Linked DNA regions of Homo sapiens: region 2 is linked to region 1. Evidence: read pairs that join two places in POLR2A ChIA-PET (ENCODE). Cell type or tissue: PC-3. All regions are shown on one strand.

Evidence for each region. ChIA-PET counts read pairs that join two places held together with the same protein. Peaks named below come from ENCODE experiments on the same cell type or tissue, not always from the same donor. Only the 100,000 strongest peaks of a DNase experiment are listed, where the experiment ranks them.
Region 2: POLR2A ChIA-PET joins it to region 1 with 7 read pairs; 1 of 35 experiments calls an interaction of 5 or more read pairs at or near these places.

Annotation. Positions count from the first base shown.
Region 1 is chr9:124,717,511-124,720,010 of GRCh38, reverse strand. The region is part of intron 2 of NR6A1 (nuclear receptor subfamily 6 group A member 1); the gene reads left to right. It overlaps LOC124902269 (a long non-coding RNA gene), which reads left to right. Exons shown (of 2, transcript XR_007061772.1): 1 at 1-2,228. Among named protein-coding and RNA genes, the nearest start is that of MIR181B2, 25 kb to the right of the region's middle. In PC-3, no CTCF peak of the experiment used is centred here; no DNase peak of the experiment used is centred here.
Region 2 is chr9:125,512,434-125,514,933 of GRCh38, reverse strand. All of the region lies in intron 7 of MAPKAP1 (MAPK associated protein 1), which reads left to right. It also overlaps the pseudogene RN7SL30P. Among named protein-coding and RNA genes, the nearest start is that of MAPKAP1, 190 kb to the left of the region's middle. In PC-3, no CTCF peak of the experiment used is centred here; a DNase peak (open chromatin) is centred at 1,203; H3K4me3 peaks cover 1,196 bases; H3K27ac peaks cover 2,180 bases.

The DNA.
Region 1 (2,500 bases):
TTGATAAATTGTAATATCTAACATTGAGCTCAGATTTTTATATGGCATCTCTTGGCTGGAACAGAGTAGTGGCTGCCTTCTTTATATGGATTGGGGACACGGTCTTTTGTCACCCAGGCTGGAGTGCAATGGTGCGATCATGGCTCACTGCAGCCTCGACCTCCTGGGCTCAAGCAGTTCTTCTCACCTCAGTCTCCCGAGTGGCTGGGACTATAGGCGCGCATTACCGCGGTGGGCTAATCTTTGTGTTTTTTTGTAGAGGTGGGGTTTCACCAGGTTGCTCAGGCTGGTTTCCAACTCCTAGACTCAAGCAATCCGCGCACCTCGGCTTCCCAGAGTGCTGAGATTACAGGTGTGAGCCACTGTGCTCAGCCTGCTGCCTTCTTTAAATGAGCGTATACTCTTAGGTTTTCACAGAACCTTGGTGGCCTCCTTTACCCATTTACGTTTCCTGCTAGTCTTCTGTAGGCATTTGAGTTTTCAGCTCCTACATTAAATAATTTTTAGGGATGATGAGAGTGTGGGAAAATGGGAACTCTTAAAAATGTAATCTGATACCTATTAAAACTGATAATGTGCAGGTTAATTTTTCAGACTTGGCAGTTTAAAATTTAAAAATATAAAATTTAAAATTACAGGCCAGGTGAGAGGTAGCTCACTCCTGTCATCCCAGCACTTTGTGGATCCCTTGAGCTCAGGTGTTTGAGACCAGCCTGGGCAACATGGCAAAACCTCATCTCTACAAAATATACAAAAATTAGCTGGGTGTGGCGGCACATGTCTGTAGTCCCAGCTACTTGGGAGGATCACTTGGTCCTGGGAGGTCGAGGCTACAGTGAGTTGTGATCGCACCACTGCACTCCAGCCTGGGCAACAGAGTGAGACCCTGTCTCCACCCTCCCCGCCACAAAAGAAAACTTAGATTGAACAATTCATACGTCTAGGAATTTATCCTAAATACTTGACAGTTATGAAAAATGTATGTTTACAGATGCTTCTTTTAGCATTTATAATAGTAAAAAAAATTGGATAACCAGGCGTGCTGGTGCATGCCTGTCATCCCAGCTACTGGGGATGCTGAGGTGGGAGGATCGCTTGAGCCCAGGAGGTGGAGGCTGCAGTGAGCCAAGATCGCGCCACTGTACTCCAGCCTGGGCAGCAGAACGAGACCCTGTCTTTAAAAAAAAAAAAAAAAAAAAAAAAAAAAGGTAACAATTTAAGTTTAATAGGGGACTCGATAAATGGATTGTGGTTATTCATGCAGTAGGATGCTGTAGACTTAAGGAGAAGGCAAATTTTTAGTCTGGAAGGTGATCCAATTTTAATAGTGGTGTTTTTGGGAAAATGAGATTACAGGGTATCTTTCATTATCTCTGAGTTTTCTGTTTTTAAGAACATCACATTATTAAGAAAAAAGACATGCATTTAAAAAATTCTCTCTCATTTTAGCTGCCAGATTTCCATGGCTATTCTGCCAAATTGAGCCAATAGGTTCTAGCTTCCACTTAAAGCACAGATTTTACATTCAGAATTCTGTTATCTTGAAATTGTTCTAAGGAAGGGGGAATCAGAGTCCTCAAGTAGCAGGAACCATCTTTGAAGTCTGAGAATAAAGTAAAAGACTTCTACAGCATTTTCAGGCTTCTACTTGCAACCCTGCTTCCATTCACTAGTAAAGCCATCAGAATTTGCCTCCTTTTCAGTGTCAGGCTTGAGGCTTGAGCCAGCACTATTGATAATGGAGGGAGCTTCTTATATAAATTGGGCTATCCTGACAGTTGCAGGGATACCTGCTGAAAGCGACCCTAATGAAATGCATGGGTGCATGGTACAGTGGAAAAAACATGAGTGAAAGTTAGCATCCTGGCCTTCCTGCTTTCTTGCTGAGTAGCATAGGCAACGTGTGAAGCTCAGTTTGTTCATCTTTGAAACAGTAGTAATTCTTGTTAAATGTTGTTTTAAAAAATAATGAGATAATATACATGAATTGCCCAGCAGTTAGCTGCTCTAGTCCTGCATGTTTCTCTTTTGTGGAAATACAAGACAAAAGGTTTCTAATTTCTTTTTGTTAATATTTGATGAGCATTTACTGTATGTTAATGACTTTAAAACATTTATCTCATTTACTCTTCCTGGCAGCTCTACAAGGTTATTCTCAACTCTTGTTCTGCCCCATTTTACAGATGAGGAAACTGACAGTTTAACACTTGGCCAAGGTCACACAGCTGGTAAGTGGCAGAGATGAACCCTGTGTGATCCCAAAGTCCATGTCCTTATCTTTTTAAAATTGAGGCGTGACTTACATGCAATGAAACGCATAGATCTAAAGTGTTAAGGTTAAGCATTTTTATAAATGTGTGCACCCTAGTAATCCACATTCTATCAAGATACAGAACATTTCCATCCCTTCAGAAAATTCCCTTTTACTTTTCCCAGTCCATCCCACTACTTACCCCAAAAAGCAATAACTTCTGGTTTCCATCATGATAGATTAGTTTTG
Region 2 (2,500 bases), 790 kb before region 1:
ATTTTAGCATAGCTGATGTTGGGTCCGAGCTCTGATACGGACGGCATCAGCGTAGTGGCTTTGGCTCAGTGAGGAACGCAGATTCAGTCAGCCCCTGCCATAGAGTAGTCAAGGCTTGGCACGATCCTCCTGGAATGGGTCTTCCTGCCATAAGTCTCCAGCCCATTGTCAGCAGTGCCACCAGAAGAATCTCACCAAAATATAAAGCTGATTGTGTCACTTTCCTGCTCTGTTAGCACCTGTTGCATATGAGAGAAAATCCAAATCTTGACCAACAATCTGGGCCAAGCTTCTCAGCCTCAGCTCCTCCTTGAACAAGCTTGCTTTTAAGCTATAGGCAGCATTTAAGATTAGAGACTTGCTCGGCAGCCAGGATTCACAGTTCCTCAGTCTCTCAGGTCCTACAAATATTGACTAAAAATGACAAGTAAATGTCAGAACCCACAGAACAAACCATGATCGCACAGATATCAAAGGACATGTGATGCTACACTACCATCCAAACATCCATCTAATGAATATTTTTTGAGCATCAACAATGCACCAAGCACAGAGATTACTCATCCCTGCCTCGAGGCTGGGGGAGGCAGCGAGGCAGCTTGAGCTGGTAAATTATAGAAGAGCCCAATGAGTGTTCCTACCAAGGTAGGAACAAGGCGCTGTGTGGGAGCACAGAGAAGGGGACAGGTAGCTCCACCCTCCCCTTCCCTGAGGTGGAAACATCTGAACCAGGTTGTCTTGAAGCAGGACTCAGAGCTAGGTGAAGAAGAGGGAAGAGGGAATGGCACGTGCAGAAGCCAGGAGGCACTGAGGAACCCACGTGGACCATGGAAGGTCATTGTGGAAGAAGCCAAGGCTGTGTGGGGTGGACATGTGAGCTCAGACCCAGCGTCACGTGTCCTTTGATATCTGTGCTGCCGTGGTTTGTTCTGTGGGTTCTGACATTTACTCGTCATTTTTAGACTATATTTGTAGGACCTGAGAGACTAGGGAACTGTAGGAATCCTGGCTGCTGAGCAAGTCTCTAATCTTAAATGCCGTCTGCAGCTTAAAAGCAAGCTTGTTTAAATAGATATGCACCCTGCACCCCTACTTTGGACACACGAGGGAAAGAGCACAGACTTTCGCTTTGATGCCAGCATTCCCTGCCCCGGTGTGCCCTCCCTGGTAAGGCTGTGAGCCTGTTGTGACTCATAGGCTAGGGATCTACCTAAACCTTATTGCAGTGGTTTCTGTTTCAGTCTGTATTTGCAATAATAGCAGCTCTCATTGACCGAGCACTTTGCTAAGGGAAGTCCTGCATTGTCTCATTTAATCCTCACAGCAACCTTCTGAGGGAAGCTCTGTTATCCCTATTTTACAGATGAGTTTAAATTCCTTCCCAAGGATGCATAGCTGGCAGCGTTACTCCCTCTCATGGCACAAACACCAGGGATGTTCTGCTCAAGTCTAGCCTTTCCTCTTACTGCTCACACTTAGCTTTTTTCTGGCTACCAGAAGCTCTTTCAGATTAAAGCAGCTCTTTAAATTGGTGAATGGAAAACAGTTGACATGAAGACATAACCATGAAAGTGTTCAGCTTTTGACTGTCATTTTTCCTTGCACAGGTGATTCTCAAACTTGTTCTTATGGTCAGCAATGATGATGATAGGTTAATTCACTTATATCCTACCTTGATCCCAAAAATATTTGGAATTATTATAATAGATTTTAAAATACACAAACCACTGAGTGCAGTGGTGTGTACCTGTGGTCCCAGCTCCTCAGGAGGCTGATATGGGAGGGTTGCTTGAGTCCAGGATTTCTGGGCTACAGCCTAGATCAGCGCTATGCTGATCAGATGTCCACACTAAGTTCAGCATCAGTATGGTGAGCTCCCGGGAGTGGGTAACCACCAGGTTGCCTAAGGAGGGGTAAACCGGCCCATGTTGGAAACGTGCAGGTCAAAACGCCTGTGCTGATCGGTAATGGGATCGCACCTGTGAACAGCCACTGCACTCCAGCCTGGGCAATATAGCGAGACCCCACCTCTTAAAAAAATATACATACGAGGCTGGGCACAGTGGCTCACGCCTGTAATCCTAGCACTTTGGGAGGCCGAGACAGGTGGATCACAAGGTCAGGAGATCGAGACCATCCTGGCTAACATGGTGAAACCCCGTCTCTACTAAAAAATACAAAAAAATTAGCCGGGCATGGTGGCGGGCGCCTGTAGTCCCAGCTACTTGGGAGGCTGAGGCAGGAGAATAGCGTGAACCCGGGAGGCGGAGCTTGCAGTGAGCCGAGATTGCGCCACTGCACTCCAACCTGGGCGACAGAGCAAGACTCCATCTCAAAAGAAACAAAAAAAAAATATGTATACATACGAACCAATAAACTACGTGAGAGGAAAAGAAACATAAAGATTAAACGACAAGTTTACGAGTCCCCAGGAGGAGGAGCTGGCAGAGAAATGCATGTCCAGGTCATCATAGTCACACGAACATTTAGTGCTGAGCTT